Linked DNA regions of Homo sapiens: region 1 is linked to region 2. A link is a loop called in an ENCODE intact Hi-C map of the cell type or tissue named here. Cell type or tissue: heart left ventricle. All regions are shown on one strand. Each heading gives the region's core, and the rest is flanking DNA. Links, peaks and the distances in the headings are about the cores only. Region 1 overlaps RTN4R (reticulon 4 receptor). Region 2 has its middle 23 kb from the start of CCDC188.

What was found. A loop is a pair of places that touch in the nucleus more often than their neighbours do. Peaks named below come from ENCODE experiments on the same cell type or tissue, not always from the same donor. Only the 100,000 strongest peaks of a DNase experiment are listed, where the experiment ranks them.
Region 1: a loop joins it to region 2, with 2.2 times the contacts of the local background. A loop is called at or near these places in 13 of 110 quality-filtered maps.

The regions. Positions count from the first base shown.
Region 1 is chr22:20,234,244-20,242,538 of GRCh38, forward strand. RTN4R (reticulon 4 receptor) reads right to left here. Exons shown (of 2, transcript NM_023004.6): 2 at 7,172-8,295. The coding sequence ends at 7,468. LOC105372863 (a long non-coding RNA gene) reads left to right here. Exons shown (of 2, transcript XR_007068009.1): 2 at 1-1,736. Among named protein-coding and RNA genes, the nearest start is that of MIR1286, 11 kb to the right of the region's middle. RefSeq lists an enhancer at 3,727-4,319 and silencers at 3,969-4,118, 4,303-4,597, 4,809-4,868. In heart left ventricle, for the core only: a CTCF peak has its summit at 4,484 (motif pointing left); DNase peaks (open chromatin) are centred at 4,488 and 4,937; H3K4me3 peaks cover 1,049 bases; H3K27ac peaks cover 2,642 bases.
Region 2 is chr22:20,170,268-20,178,583 of GRCh38, forward strand. No RefSeq gene overlaps it. Among named protein-coding and RNA genes, the nearest start is that of CCDC188, 23 kb to the left of the region's middle. RefSeq lists an enhancer at 6,524-7,517. In heart left ventricle, for the core only: a CTCF peak has its summit at 4,825 (motif pointing right); no DNase peak of the experiment used is centred there.

The DNA.
Region 1 (8,295 bases), core at 296-8,295, 64 kb after region 2:
TCCCAACCATGACAGGATGTCGGGGGGTGGGGGGCAACAGCAGGACTGCCCCAGGCTGGGTCCCCACCCAAGTGAGGCTTGGTCGTGGCCTCATGGCCAGTTTGTCCCTCTGCGGATCTGGAGGGGTCCTCGGCTGCAGCAGGGGGCCCAGATGATCCTGACCTGGGGATGGGAAGGCCTCTGTCCGTGGTTCCCCAGCAGAGCGGGGCCTGTTGAGAGGAGCAGGGGATGGTCTGTTGAAGGAGTCGGTGAACGGAGAGGCATGCAGGGATGGATATGGACAGGGCGGGTGCTCAGACCCTACAGTCTGAGGTGGAGGGGTGGGGTTGGAGGCTGGAATGGCCGCGGGGGAGCCTAGAGGGGTAGGGCTGTGGCTCCACCACTGTTGGCTAAGGGACCTCAGGGAGGGCTTCAGAGGCTGGGGCCCTGGCTCCCAAGGCCTCAAGACCCTCCTGCTCCCCCTGAAGGTAGCAGTGACCGCCTCTCAGAAACCCCTGGCATCCCTGGAGGCTGCAGTCCCCCGCCCCGCCTCCACTCTTTCTCTCTGCTCTGTCATTTTTCAAAAATAATTGTGCAGCAGCACCAGGCTGTCTCTGTGCCCCTCCTGTAGGTTGCCCTACCCCACCAGGTCCCTGGCTCGGCGTCCCCAGACTCTGCCAGGCTGGCCTCACCGTGTGTATCGAGGTGTTCTCCCTGCAAGGTCTTCATCATTCCCCAATTGCTCGCATTTATTTTTCTCCTTCCTTGGTGAGTGGCCCTGCCAGCCTCAGCCTTGTCTCTCCTTGGTGAGCGTCATTAATGCAGCTTCCGCGCCACGATCAGAGGGGGCTGCCCCCACCCTGCCGGCCCTGCCGCTTCTCCTCTGCCCGCCTCGGGATGGATGTTCATTTATTGCCCATAAATCTCTGCACAGCCCTTTGTAAAGACAAATTGGAGGCCTCCTGTTCCCCGGTGTTGGTTGGGCCGATCGGTGGTGGGTTTAATTGGCCCTTCCCGTGGAGGCTGCCCCTGCAGGAGAGGCTCGTTGTGGGCTGGGCCAGATGCACTGCGTCTGCAGAAGGGGCCATTCTCTGCCCCTCATTTTGTCTAGCGTCTGAGGCTGGGCCATGTGCAGGGACAAAGTGTGGATCCTCCCTCGGGCTTCCAAAACATGGCCTCCCCGCATTCACGTGGCCTGGCAGCAGCCCAGGCCCAGGCAGGGCCCTCTCTCACCCAGGGGGTGATGCCTGCAGCTTCAACAGCAACCTCCAGGAAGGAGGCGCATGGGTTCGTTGAGGTGATACAGGAGTGGAAGAGCTTGGTCCCTTGAAATGAATGATAGGGAAAAGGGGAAGTGCTGCGTAGAGGAGGGTGTGATCCCTGGCTGGGGCTCCATCCCACAGACCTAGGTGAGGACAGGCATTTTTGCATTTCCCAAGACCACCCTGGCCTGCCACACCCCCATCCTATGACTATAAAAACTCGCGAGACCCTGGCAGGCACGCACAAGCTGCTGGACGTGGAGAGGAGCGGATTGGCAGAGGAGCACTCAGGCGGCTGGACGTCGAGAGGAACGCACTGACGGGCGCCGGCACCCCGGCAGGCTACCAACCGGCAGCAGAATGACCTGGAGTTTGGCTGGGGCAGCCAGAGGAGAGCCCGGGCCCGACTCCAGGGGAAAACCGTCCCACTCCATCTTCTTCTGCCTTCCCCCATCTGCTACCTCCACTCAATAAAACCTTGCACTCATTCTCCGAGCCCACGTGTGGTCCAATTCTTACACCAAGGCAAGAACCTTGGGATGCAGAAAGCCATCTGTCCTTGCGATAAGGCAGGGCTCTAACTGGGGTTTAATTGAGCTGAGTAACAGAAGCCACCGATAGAGTTAAACTAAAACAGCAAAACTAAAAGAGCACCCTGTAACACGCTCACTGGGGCTTCAGCTATAAACATTCACCCCTAGACACTGCCGTGGGGTTGGAGCTCCACAGCCTGCCCGTCTGTATGTTCCCCTAGAGATTTGAGCAGCAGGGCACTGAAGCAAGCCACAACCCCATTGCATGTACTGTGAGGGGAACAAGGGGACTTTTCCTGTTTCACCAGCACACAGCAGGTGCCTAATAAACGCACAGCGAACTGGTCAGAGAGAGAGGGACCCTCCACCGAGCCCAGCCACTGCACAGGCTGGGAGGGCAGGACTCCTGCCGAGCTTGGCACCCTTTCCTGCACCCAGGTGGCTGTGAGCCTGGCCCTGCCCCGGTCAGCAGGCCTGTGCTGACCCCACATGCAATCTGCTGTTGGTGCCAAGGAAGTGCTACCTGTGCAGCTCTCAGAATGTCAGGCTGGGTGCTCCTCCACTGAGGTCAGGGTCAAGAGACCCTAGGCCAGCTCTGGGGGGCCCACAGGGCGTGAGGGGGGTCCAGGCAGCCAGCCCGGCCCAGCCTGGTTCCACTGCTTACTGTGTGGCCTTGGGGGGCTCCCTTGGCTTTCTGGGGCCTGGGGAACCAGGCGCGAGCTTGGTCCTGTGGTCTGAATCCAAGAAGACAGGTTGTGGGTGGGGACATTTGGAGGGAGGGACAGCCTCGGCCTCAGCTTTGGGACCGTGTGGCAGAAGCACCCTGTCTGGCCCTCTATGAGCTCCTCCAGGGCTGGGCCCAAGCAGGGACCTCTTCTTCCATGAGGGTTTACTCATTCCTCAAAACAGGCACAAAAGCAGAGGGCTGTTGAGGGGTAGTGACCTGCCCCTGGCTCTGGCCATGCGGGTCTGGGCACTGTGGATCCACTCCATGGCCACCTGGCTGGGTGAGGACCAGCCTGGAGGATCAGGAAGAGCTTCTTGGAGAAGGGAGTGGTGTCAGAACTGAATACTGAGCAAAGAGGAAGGACCAAGAAGAAGATCCTAAGGAGTTCTGGGGCTGGGGGCTGGGGATTGGGAGCAAAAGGAGAGATGAGGCTGGACAGGTGCCTGTTCCTCCACCCACTGGCTCAGGACTCCAGGCATGGCCCAGCAAGGGTCCCCTGCCCCTGGGAGCAGGACTCCCCTGCAGCAGACAGAGGCAGGTGGGGAGTGCGACGCACCTGGAAGGGGCTTCCGGAGAGGTGTGCCCTGGCAGAGCCCCACCTCCCCCAGGAAAAGACAGTAGCACCAGGCCCCAGCCCTGGAGAAGCCTGACCAACCAGAGAAGTCCCACGGCCTCCTCCATGGAGTTTGGGGCTCCTCCTCTAGACCTGGGATTGGCACTTTGGGGTCAGGCCAGCTGCTGGGGAGCCCTGGGCCCCGACACATGCACCCTCCCAACAGGAGTGGGGCTCCGGGGGCCACTGGGCTCATGCCCATCGCAGCCACTCTCCAAGGCCTTGGCATAATGGGATCCTTGAGCTGCTGTGCCCGGCGGGGTGGGGGGGGATGGGCTGAGATACACCCTTTGCTGACAGTGGCCATTGCACTTTTCCCACCCAGGCCTCATGTGGGGAGCCCTGCCAAGCCCAGGCTGTGGTGTACACAGGGGCTGGGCTGCAGGGCAGGGCTCCGGAGCGGCCTAGCCCAGAGCAGGGTGGGAAAGGAGCCAGCTGGGGTCCAGGCAGAACAGAGGCCAAGGCCACCAGTGAGAAATCTGGGCATGAGGGTGGCCACCAGGCCGGCAACGTGGGGGAAATTGAGTTGAGGGCTGGGCCTCCTCACTGTGGCTGGAGGCGGCCCAAAGGCCAGCTGACCAGACACAGAGCTGCCTCAGTCACAGAGGTGCCACAGCTCAGGGTGCCACCCCGAGTGACATCCCTAGGCTGACTGACACAGTGGAGGGAATTGACACCCAGGGTCTTGTGATGTCCCCGGGCACTGGGATGGAGAAGCAGAGCAGCACTCTGGAGCACAAACACAGTTGGCAGCGAAGGGTCTGCTCCCGCGTGGCCTCGGGCCCAATCCTGCCTGACATGTTGCTTCATGTCTCTGGGCCTCCGTTTCCTCATCTGTGCCCTGGGGACATTAGCAGTGTCTTCCTGCGGGGATGTGAGTGTGAGGTGCCCTACCACCCCAGGGAGGCTGTGAGCTGCAGGCAGCCCGGCAGTGAGGAGCCCCCACCCCTGCCGCCGCCGCAGTGGCCCGCCCCGGGCCCCAGCTCACACCACAAACACTTGCCTCCCTCTCAACTTGTTTCCGGCATGTTCTCAGTCTCGCTGGATGTTAGTTTACCATCGGCTGCTGAACATTCGGCAGCTTCTATTATTTCAGAACTAATTTAAGGATTAAAAAGTAATTCTCCCAATTACTAGGCAAAGCCCTGGGCAGCCAGATAAACAGGGGGCAGGCGCTCCCATCCAAGGACAGGGCTGCTCCTGCAGCCCTGGGCAGACAGGTGTGCAGGGCAGCTCTGGTGCAGCTCAGCCCCCAGGGCCGCAGGGGTGGAGTCGGGGTGGTTGAGAGGAATCCCCAGGAGCAGCCCAGCCTGGGCCCGACATCTGAGGGTTGCTTGCCCCTATCCCCCACCCAGGTCGGCTACAGCCACCTAGTGGTGAGCCCAGCCCCAGCTGTCACCTCCACCAATTGTGCTGGGTGGTGCTGCCCTGGCTAGGCCTGCAACACAGGGACAGGCCCATGAGCTGTGAAGGATTCGGTCCACAGGGCCCCCTGGGGCTGGCCAGGCATCTTTGGACGGGGCCAGGAGAGTCTGTGGTAGACCAGCAGCCCGCATGGGGTGGGGGCCAGGATTTGATACCCTCAAGGCTGATTCACGCAGCTTTAATTAGCTTTCTGCACCTGCTCTGGGGTCTGGGTGATCAAGGCTGGACACCAGCTGCCACCCCCAACCCCTGCCTGGTCCAGCACCTGACCTCAGGGGCCCAGCCGGCCGGGGCTGGTCAGGCAGAGCTGGGGAGTGCCGGGGTCGGCGCAGGAAGGAGCTGAGTCCCTGGGCCCTGGCCCAACGCCCCGCCCACTCCGGGCCCCTCGTCAGCAGCGGCCGGCCGGTGAGCTCATCTCTTCCTGGGCTGTAAATATCACCCAAGTGCTCACGACTCCCAAATGTGTCCTCCAGCCGGGCCCCTCTGCTGAGCTCAGCCTGCACAGCCCACGCGACACCCCCGCCCAGATGTCTCCTGGGCCTCGACAAAGCGGCCGCTCCTCTCGGCGCCCCCACCTCAGGGACGGGCGCCCCGTGCCGGCTGCTCAGGCCTGGGAGCCCTGCCTGCCGCCTCCACCCCATGGGAGCGTCCATGCATCCTGCTGAGTCCAACTTAAAACTCGTCCACTTCCTTCCGGATCCTCTCACCCCGTCCTCAGGTCTGGTTGGACTGTGCCCAACTCCCCACCCCTGCCACTGCACAGGCCCCCACTGTGGCCTGGAGGGGAGGGTGCAGAGCCCTGAGGGCAGCTGGTGGTGACAGTCAGCCCCGAAGCTGGCCTGAGGGCGACAGGTGCCTGCTTCTTAGTTAGGAGTGGGCCCAGCAGAGGTAATGAACTCCTTGTCCTGGGAGGTGTGCAAGCTGAGGCAGGATCTGCTGTCCTTCCACAAGCCATTGAGGGCGCCAGCATCCACTGCAGTTGGGTCACTCAGGTGGGGCTCAAGGCTCTTTGGAAATGGGTGGCTTCGGTTTCCTGGCTCTGACTGCAAGGAGCCCCCAGCCTCAGCTGAGAGCACTAGCCCAGATCCAGCAGTTTAGCTGCCTCTTCTCAGGCATGACAGGGGCCACTTGGGAGAAAAACTGAATAAAACCCTGCCTATGCCAGTGCCCAGGCACAGCCTGGCAGAATCCTGGGCCTGGCTGTGGGGTCACAGAGACTGGGGGTGCCAGGGGTGCTGATGGTAGAGCTCCAGGCACAGGACAGAGACTGCACAACATTTTGACATCAGGCCATCCATGGAGAGGCCTCTGCTGGGGCTGCCAAGGGTCTCCTGGGCCCAGAGGGGCTGCAGAGGGAGCCCTGGGCAAACAGCACCCCACCCCGGCAGGGCTGCCCTGCCTGAGCTGCCCCCAGCCTTGGGGCAAGGCTGCCGGCCCTGGATCTCAGGTGAGCAGAGGGGCAAACTGCAGGTGGAGGTGTGCGCAGCCACACGGGGGGCCTCAGCACCTGTGGGCACAGGCACAGGGTCTCTCAGGAGAGACAGGACATGTGGGAGGACCCTGAGGAGGGTACAGGCCAGACAGGACCACTGCATCCTGGCTCTGCCCTGTGCTTGATGGGAGGGGTCTGAGCCTTGGGCCGCAGCACACGCACAGAGAAGCGGGCGGAGGAGCTGGGGCCTTGGCTGCTAAGCGCGTCCTCCCCGCTTCTTCTCCCTCCTTCTCCTCCCCCCAGGCTTCTGGAGCCCCGGCCGCCCCCACGACCATCTGGCTTCACCAGCAACGCTCCCCCACACCCTCCCCCACGTCACTGTTTTTCTCCCTCTCCCCCTCCCCAGCCACTGCCCTGGCGGGGAGGGGGCCCTTTCCTGGGAAGGCTTCCTGGCCACGTGGCCCTTCCCTTTTGTTTCTGAGTCCTCTTCGGCCCAGGCCGTGGGAAAGCGTGCCTGTGCATATTTCTGCCTGTGCATATTTTTGCCTGGATGCGTGTGCTGCTCTCGAGCCCCCGGTGCCTGCATGTGTGTGGACATGTGTTCCCTGCCCTGCTGTGTGTGCATGCGTGTATGCATACATGGGTGCAGGGACATGCAGACCCACCACGGCCTATGTTTGGGGTGTGGGCATGCTGTAAGTGGGGGTGCCCCAGACACGCATGTGGGGTCTAGTGTGACCACCAGCAGCGGTGTGAGGGTGCATACAGCCCCCACTGGGCCTTGAGGCCAGGCCTGACCCGCCCAACTCTCCTTCAGGGCCTTCCTCTCCTGCCACCCACCAGGGGTAGGAACAGGGTCCCTCATCCTCAGCCTCCTCCTGGGGGCTGCCCGGGCAGCCTGATTGGGGTGGGGGGCCCGAGAGCAACTGTCCCCACAGGGGCTGCTATGTCCAGACCCATGGACCTGGCATGTGCTCCATCAGCCAGGCTCAACGACGTCAGCCACCAAGCATGCTCCATCTGTGCGGCTGGGGGGCCAGGGGCACCTGACATTGGAGCTGCCCTTGGCCAAGGCTGTCCCACCTGTGGTGCCAGGCAACTCCCTTCCTCTGGGGGCCTTGTGATGGGGGAGAGGCTGCCCGTCCAGCACCCACCCCTGCTTCTCACCGCCCACAGCACCCTAGCCTGAGAGGCCACAGCTTAAGAAAAGAGCTCTTTATTCCACGTCGTCCGATATTTTTACACAAGTAAAATAAAATGCATATCTCTATATACCGCGATCTGGGTGGGAGGCGGCGTTCTGGAACAAACGCTGCCGCCGAACCCTGTAAACATGATGGGGTGGAGATGGGGGTGGCGGGCGGCAGGCGTCCATCAGGGAGGACCTGGCCTGGCCTGCCCCACGGGTCGGCCGCCCGGCTGGCTTGGCGGCGTGGAGAGAGACCCCGTATGTACACACACCTGGCTGCTGAGCACGCTCTTGTGTCCGCTGGGGGTCAGCAGGGCCCAAGCACTGTCCACAGCACCAGCGCCAGGCCCAGGGGGGTGAGGCTGCAGGTGAGGCTGGGTAGGGCACCTGAGCCTTCTGAGTCACCAGTCCCGCCACCCCCGCTGCCTGCCTGGCCCAGACGGCAGTGGCTGCGGGTGCGGTTCTTGCGTGAACAGCCTGGCCTCCGGCGAGGGCCCGAGGTGGGGAACCCTGGTGGCTCGGAGCCCTCGGGCCGCACTGCAGTGAGCGGGGGCTCAGCAGAGCCAGGCAGAGTCCCAAAGGGTGAGTCATTGATGTGCCGTGGGCCAGAGCCGTTGCCCGGCGGGCTGTCACCGGGCGGCACGCGTCCCTTCAGCGCATTGCCTGCCGAAGCTGGTCTTCCAGGCTCCAGTACTGAGGCCTTGTCAGCGGCATCTGGCTGGCAGCACTTGGGAAGCCCCAGCGGCTCCTCATCGGTGGCCCTGCCGGTCCAGATGGGATGGTAAGGGCCGGTGGCCACAGCGCAGCCCTGCAGGTCATTGGCAGCTAGGCGTTTGAGGTCACGGCCAGCCAGGCGTTGCGGGAGGCTGCAGGGCACCTCGGAGGAGGAGCCGCGGAACTTCTGCAGCCAGGCCCAGAGTGGGCGTGCCCGGCAGTCACACACCCAGGGGTTGTCGTTGAGCCTCAGGTACTGCAGGGCACGCAGGGGGGCCAGGGCCTCAGTGGGCAGCGCTGATAGATTGTTGGCAAACAGATAGAGTGTCATGAGGCGGCCAAGGTCACGGAAGGCATGCGGGTGCACATGGGCCACGCGGTTCTGGTGCAGTAGGAGACGGTCGAGGCTGTGCAGCCCACG
Region 2 (8,316 bases), core at 231-8,230:
CCTGGGTGTCCCTGAATTCTCACCCCCTGGCTGAACCCAGGGGCCTCACAGAACCGGGATCCTGCAGGGCTGATGGGAGGCTCAAGGGTGCGTGTCTTGGGGCCGGCAGCAGCCAGCGCTCTGTGGAGACCGTCTACCCTCGTCACGTGGCTGGGGTCCTCTTGATGTTGCACCGGGGACCCTGGGCTGGCAGGACTAAGTCTAACTGGGGATCCAGGGCTCCTGCCTATCAGCCCCCAGTGAGTGAGTGCAAGAGGGAAGGCCCTTTGGCCAGTGCTGCACCTTTTACTTGCGTGGGCTTTGAGGCTTGGACCCAGCCCGAGGCCCATTGGGCAGCAGATGTCAGCACCTCTGTAGAGGGCAGCTGAGGCCAGACTTCTCCATCCAGCCTCAGCAGAGAAGCAAGGGCGGAGAGCAGGTAGAACATCAAGGCGGAAGGAGGTGATGCTGTTCGGGGGCTGGGGAGAAGTGCCTTCAACCAGAGCACCTGAGGTTCTCTTCTGGCCTTGCAGCCTGGAGCCTGGTCTGGGGCTAGGAGGTGTCGCAGCTGTGAGGCCCCAAGTGCAGGCCCAGGCAGAGGAGACCTGGAGGCAGCTAATGTGGGGGAGAGTTGACTGGGGATCGTAATCTAGTTTTCTGTTTTTCCTTGGAAAAAGAAAGACAAAGTCCCCAACTCACCTGCCCTTAAAATAAAAAGTCACAGGCTGGGTGCATTGCCTCATGCCTGGAATCCCAACACTTTGGGAGGCTGAGGCAAGTGGATTGCTTGAGCCCAGGAGTCGAAGACCAGCCTGGGAAACATAGAGAGGGAAACCCCCTCCCTACAAAAAAATAGAAAAATTAGCCAGGCATGGTGTCGCATGCCTGTAGTCCCAGCTACCTGGGGGCCTGAAGTGGGAGGATCCTTTGAGCTCTGGAGGTGGAGGCTTCAGCGAGCTGGGATTGCACCATTGCACTCTAGCCCGGGTGACAGAGTGAGACCCTGTCTCAAAAAACAAAACAAAACAAAAAAAACCACCAAAAACCAAAGTCACATAAAATGTCTTCATAAATACAATAGAGGCAAACCTCATGTGATTTGTGTTCATGGACTTGGAGGGGCCAAAGGCCCAACAGAAGTGAGAGGAGGAGGGAGGGGAGGGGTGCAAGGGCCAAGGGTAGAGGCCGGGAGGGGCCAGCATGGTGGCCTGAGTCCACTGCAGGTGGCACTGCTGGCTTTGGTGTCCTCATTTCATCTCCTGTGACCTCTGCCCTTGGCATGTCCCCAGGTACCTCCTGTGGGCTCCTGGCTGGGGTGGGGTAGGAGGAGGAAGCTGAGGGTGGCCAGGGTCTGTGTCCATCGAGGGGTGTCCAAATTCTAGTGGAGGGAGGGCTGGAGGGGAGTGGGGAGGGGCCTTTGGCCAAAGCCAGGTGCTGGGGTGTGACGGATCTCCACGGTTGCTGGGACCTTGTGGCCATTCCTGGGACATGGCTTTCACCTTAACAAGGGCCCTGGGTGTTCCAGGGGTCCCCATCCCCTGCCCCTGGGGGCTCAGCACACAAAGCCCAGCCTGGGGCCTGGGCCATGGTAGCCAGGGAGGTCAGGGTGTGAGGCCTTGGTGGCCTCCAGGTGGGCGGTGAGCCAGGGGGTGTGGACATGTGGACAGTGCCGGGCCTGGGTCATGCACTTCGTCAACCCTTCACGCCTAGACCACAGCCTCTCTGAGCAGGGCCCAGCTTGCGTTGTGCTGAGTCTTTTGTTACTTTAATTAATGCCCAGCTTCCTGACGCTTAATTAAACTGGAATTGCTCCATGTCCAATAGCCAAGCATCCCATTAGATACAAGTTAATGCAACTGTCGCAGTGGCCATGAAATGAGGCTGGTGCGTCCCCCAGGGAGGGATGCAGAATGCATCTTGGAGGACAGCATGGCCTGACCGGGCAGCTGCACACAGGGCCAAACTGAGCCCGTACTGGACAGCCAGCCCTCAGCCCACCCAGTACTTCCACAAGACCCTTCCCAGGCCCCTCGAGGAGGACTCCCCATGGGGGCCCTGGCCTCCAGCTCCTCTGCACGCCCGAGGGCAGCCTGCTTGCTTCCTGCTGAGGTTTGCTGTTCCAGCTCCATGAGAAACTCATGCTAGTGTATCAACATTTGGAAAATGCAGAAAAATTAGAGAAAGGAAAGTAGGGACTCCCCACCCCAGAAAGGTGCCATCCTCCCATGGGCCTGCGTTTTGGGCTCCGTAGGGGCTACAAGGTGCTCTCTGGGGCCTGCAGTGGGGGCCGGGGCAGGAGCTCTGGGAAGGCGTGGGGGCAGAGGCCACATTGTGAGGAGCCATTGGTTCTTCAGGAGCCGGAAGTTCTAGGATGGGGGGCAGGGCTGGGAGCCAGCGGGGGTGAGGCAGGCTGGGGATGCTGGGGTGATACCTTGCACCCACCAATCTCCAGTGCCAGCCTCTCACCCTGATGGCCCCGTGTCCAAGGCAGCCTCACGGTGCCCTCTGCCAGTGGCCAAAGGCATTGTGCCTGGTTGGTCCATCACCCCAGAGTCTTTTAAAATTAAATTAAATTAAATTAAATTATAATTAATTTTAGAGATAGGGTCTCGATCTGTCACCTAGGCTGAAGAGCAGTGGCACCATCACAGTTCACTGCAGGCTTGAACGCCCACGCTCAAGTGATCTTCCCACCTCAGCCTCCCAAGTAACTGGGACTGCAGGTGTGCACCACCACTCCCGGCTAATATTTAAACACTTATTTATTTATTTATTTATTTATTTGTTTTTAGATGGGGTCTTGCTCTGTCACCCAGACTGGAGTGCAATTGTGTCATCACAGCTCACTGCAACCTTGAACTCTTGGGCTCAAGTGATCCTCCAGCATCAACCTCCCAAGTAGCTGGGACTATAGGTGCAGGCCACCACACCTGGCTAGTTTTTAAAGTTTTTTGTAGCGAGGGGCTTTCACTATGTTGCCTAGACTGGTCTCGAATTCCTGGCCTCAAGCGATCCTCCCACCTTGGCTTCTCAAAGTGCTGGGATCACAGGCCTGGGCCACCACACCCGGCCAGCCCAGACTCTTGGTTCAATCCCCTAGAGGGCTTGAGTGGGGCAAGGAGGTGGCAAAGTGGGCAGCAAGGGGGCCGCCCTGGACAGGTCTCCCTGTCCCCCTACCCGAGGGTACTGAGCGGCCTCTGCATTGGGCTCCCAGGCTGGGCTGGGTGGGTCTGAGGCAGGAGCAGCCTCCCCCTGGAGGCCAGCTCAGGTGGCAGAGGCCCGGTCTGCCCCGGGTCTGCGGAGCCGAGGGCAGGTCTCTGGTGCGTAGGTTGCTGGGCCTGGCTCTCTCTCAAGCTTGTTTGCTGTTTGGGTCCTCCTCTTTGGGGCCAGGGCCACACGCACCTCTGCGACATTAGCTTGGTGCCTGTGAGGGGCTGGGTATCTCAGGAGATCGCAGCAGGTCCTAGCACTACCCTGTTGCATTCTTCAAGGACTCCCCGCAGCCCAGTGTCTGTGGAGTGGGGCGTGAGGTGCTGCCTCCCATGTTGCTGCTTAGAAGGACGCAGCCCTGGAAACCCTCACTGTGGAGTCTCTGAGCCCCTCATCCGCAGAGCAGCAGTTGCTGCTGTTTGCACAGACAGCAAATCCGGGGCATGTTTGTTTAGTAAGATTACCTCTGCTGGGGCCTGGCCCAAGGGACAGGCCAGGCACAGAGGGGTGGGGGCTCTGTGCATACTGAACACCCCCCCGAGAGTGGCTCTGTCTACAGCCGGACCACTCTGGAAGTGACGGCACTGCGGGCCTGGAGGGCTGGGGCAGTCCAATTGGGCACCATGCCCTCACAAACAACACACACACCAGCGGTGGGGTTGCGAGGGGGCGCTGAGGGAGGATCCTGGCTGCCCTGCTTAAGCCCTGCAGCCTGTGGGGCTGTGTCCACCCGGGTCGCATGTTGCTTCTACCTGCACGGTGGCCCCACCACACAAGGTGCCGTCCTGCCCTCCAGTCAACTTCCTGGGGCTCTGAGCAGCCTGTGGTGGCACCTCACCTGGGCAGAGGGTGGGAGGAGCAGCGCCCTTCCTTCTGTGCAGGGAGTCTGATCAGGGTTCTGTCTCACTGTGGGACAGTGGGGGCCGGGGAAGAGCGGCAGGTACCAAGTGCAGACAGCAGATGTAGATGCATGCGGGGGTCCGGGCTGGGGCCAAGAACACAGCCCTGGAGTCAGGGACACCGGCTTCATGTCCTCACTCTGCCATTCAAGAGCTGGGGGACCTCGGGCAGGTGGTGTAGGAACAGGGAGGAGTCTGCCTGCAGCACGCAGAGGAGGGCTGTGCTGGTCAGGGGGTGTTTTGGGGAGAGGACCTCAAAGGGAGGTTGACTTTGGGAAAGGGGTCAGAGTACAGAAAAAGTGGGTCCAAATCCTGCTTCAGCACTGAGACCCTGCCTCGGCAGGGGTCTCCAAGCTTGGCTCCACCCCCTGAGGGGCCAGTTACTGCATACCTCGCCCACCCAGGAGCTGGGGGCCCTGGTCCTGTTTCCCAGGGAGCTGTTGGCACTTGTGGGCTCCTGGCTGGGGTCCAGGTGGGCTCTGCTCCTCTGCCCTGCCCAGCGCTTTGTACTGAGCCCATCCTGCAGAGACTCAACGGGGCCAAACGCACATTCCTTGACCTTCTGTGAGTCTGTCAGTCTTCATCCCTCCCTGGACCTAGGAAGGCCTGGACAGCTTTGACCATTGGTGTTGGGTGGACATGGCGCTGCGCTGCACCCCAGGCCCTCAGAGCCCAGCTGTTCTGCTTTCTGCTTTTGGTCCTGAGCTGCCTTGAAGGAATCTGACCAGCAGGGAGAGCCCACGGAGCGGGAGGGCCTGTGGGGCTCAGCCCTGCAGCCGGTCTGCCGAGGCCAGGCCTGGGGGCACAGCTGGGGCTGAGTACACTGAATGCCCCCTCGATGCCATGCACAGCAGAAGAGCTGCCCACACCGCCCTGCTGGGCCCTGCCCGGGCTCCAGACCCACAGACCAAGCACACAAGAGACTGGGCTGCTTTGTCATGCAGCAGCAGGTAGCCGGACACATGTTTCCCCATTCCCCTGCCATCCTCTGAAATCCTGTGGGGAGAAAGCATGTGAGGTCCAGTGGGGGTTGGGGTGAGGGTCTGACTGGGGGCTTTCTAACCCACGTCTGAGTCCCATCCGGCGCCAGTGCCACAGTGGCGGGTGACTGGTGCTGCTCACACTGGCAAGCTCCTACCTAGACTTTGGAGCCCAACTCCACAAGGCCCCTGAACTACCCCTGTAGGCACCGCAGCCCCCTTGCCTTCCTCTGCTACGACATCAACCACTCTGATGGTATTTGTGGTTTGATGTGTTTAAGTAAAAGGCTTGTTGCAGAGTTTAATTGACCCCATATGTCTGCCTGAGGAGGCCGTGAGCTGCAGAGGGCAGGTGTGAGCTGGGCTCTTTCCTCAGTCCCCATGTCTTGCTGGGTACTCACAGGGCACACACGAGCACGTGCGGCAGGGGCAGGGGCCAGCGGGGGATGGGGAGGCTTGGCGCCCACGGCCCCGCTGCCCCATGTTTCCACTGCAGCCGAGGAGAAAACGAGGACTTTACGGCTGTCACAAACATTTCATCTTGTGCATTTTACAGTCCACGACTGCTGTGAACACTGGGGCTCCTGTCGGAGCTAGAAGATTCATAAAATGCATGTGAATTATTTTATTTTATTTTATTGTTTTGAGATGGAGTCTCACTCTGTCACCCAGGCTGGAGTGCAGTGGCGCGATCTTGGCTCACTGTAACCTCCACCTCCTGGGTTCAAGCAATTCTCCTGCCTCAGCCTCCCAAGTAGCTGGGACTATAGGCGTGCGCCACCACGCCTGGCTAATTTTTTTGTATTTTTAGTAGAGACGGGGTTTCGCCATGTTAGCCAGACTGGTCTCAAACTCCTGACCTCAAGTGATCCTCCCACCTCGGCCTCCCAAAATGCTGGGATCACAGGTGTGAGCCACTGCGCCTGGCCAAATGCATGTGAATTTTTATGTTCAATTATTCCAGGTTCCCTGCTCGGGGCCCATGGGCTTCCCCATGTACAACCCACCGGTAGGTCCCCGCCCAGTCCATGCTCCTCAAAGGCCAGCCTCACACCCATCCCACGTCCTCTTGGCTGGTAAACACTCTCCCCCTTCTTCCTTCTCCCTCCACATCTCAACTGCTGGAAGGGAAGAGCTCCTCAGTCTACTTGGAGTCCCTCCTGCACAAGAGGATCCAGGGTGGTCCAGGAGGGCCAAACCCACCTCTTTGGGTGCACCCCTGGGCAGTGGATTGGGGATCCAGGGCTTGTGGGGGTATGCACCCACCAGGGCAGGTCCCTCAGGCTCACTCTCCCTGCGCCTCAGTTTCCTCTCCTGAAAAATGGGCTTGTGACTAAATGTTGCAGGGAGCTGCTGAGAAAACGCCTGCTGAAAGCTTGGCAGGAGGTCATTGTGACCAGGGATGGGGCTGGGTGCTTCGGTCAGGCCAGGGCTGGAGGCAGGGGCTCACACTGGGGTCAGCAGTGCAGGGGCGTGGCTGGCGTGGCAGGCGCATGGGGATTGGCTCATCAGTTGCGGCCTCACGTCCCTTCGTTATGGCGCCTGCAGAAGATGTTCTCTGATTAGTCTGCTGAATTATGAATTAGGTTCCGGGTCCCTGTGCAGCTGTTCCCGGCTTGTCATCCCCACCACTTTATTTCCCCATCTGTTTATAAAACCAGGAGCGCCGTCCTGCAATAAACACTTCAAACGCTTTTTTTAGGGGCTAATTAATTGTGTTGCATTTCTTCGACACAGCATGCAGGCCGGACCTGCCCCGAATTCCCAATGCGGGTGTGGCTCCTGCTGAGCGCCTGGGGAGGGAGCCAGGCCTGGAGCCTGGGGGGCTGCATGTGGCCGCCCCAAGTTTGTTTTCTCCAAGGCAGCCCTCCACCTTTATGTGGCGGGCTGGGCTGTCTCAGGAATGCGCCGGCCATGTCAGGTTCCCCCTAGATTCCCCCTCCGCACCCTTTGGCTGAAGTCCTCCTGCTCGGACCATAGGACACTCTTGAAATTATCTGTGGCACATCCAAGGTCAAGGTCACGCCCTGCTGCCAGCTACAGTGCTGACCCTGAGGGCTCCACCTCCCAGGCCCACTGAGCATCACGCTGTCTTCCCTGCCTTGCCTGCCCAGAGCACCTCTGCCCTCCAGGACCCCCTCAGCGAGTGCGGTGGGCGAGTGCAGTGGGTGGGTGGCCCATCTAGGCAAGCCAATCTCTCCTCGGATCCGTGCACCTCTTTGGAGAAGGCCTCTGGGAGCCCCAGCCCTGCTGTGCACCCTGAGGCCTCACTCCGTCTGAGGAACCCAGAGAGCATCGCGGAGGAGGCTTAAAACAATGACAATAAGAAAACAAAATCACAATCACCAAGTCACGAAACAGCTCAGAGGCAATTGAGTTAGGCAGCCCCCTGCCAGTGCCCAATGCCGGTAAAGTGGCTCTTTAGGAACTGAGTCCTAATGTGGGCTGCGCAGCGGGTCAGAGGAGGTGTTCAGCCTGTGGCCAGGCATTGGGGCCCCAAGCCAGTCCTCCACTGCGGACAGAACCTTGCCCAGCTGCAGCTGGAGCCTGAAGGCATCCACTGCGTGCATCTGGAGGGGTCGGGGGTTCTTTGTCCCCAAGGCCACTGTGGCTCCTGTGGGCCACCGTCATGTCCACTGGGACTGGTGGGAAACTGGGTCTGGGGACTTGTACCCTCCGCTTCCTCATGTCCTCATCCTCAGGTGCCCTCCCAGCCCTTCAGGGGTCCTGTTTTCCAGCTGTGGGCAGGATGTTGCTCCTCTGCCCTGTCTGTCCACGACTCAGGGTGCCAAGGCTGGTGGAGCCTCCCTGCAGCCCCAAGGGAGGAGGCTGGGGCCAGAGACGCCCTGGGGTGGGGCACGTCTCTTCCCAGTGAACCTCAGATCCCTCGGGCGCCCACGCTCCCCACTGAGGGCCTGGGGCCACAGCACTCTGCCTGTGAGGGGTGGGCCCTTGGAGGCTTGGGGACATGCGCGCCCACAGGCACGTGGGGAGAGCCTGCTGAGCGCTGTCTCAGTGATGGTTCCCCACACTGGCCCCTGACATGGGGCTTGGTGTGGCAGCTTGTTGGGGAGGTGGTGCGTGGAGCAGGATGGGGACCGGGAGGTGGTTGCTGTGGGCTCTGCGGGGCGTGAGGGCCGGTGTTTGCCCCAAGCTCAGTGCCTGCCTGTGACCACACCAGCTCATAAGTGACCTCTGGGTGGCCCAGGGGTGAGCGGAGAGGGGACCTGAGCAGGCAACACGGGCCT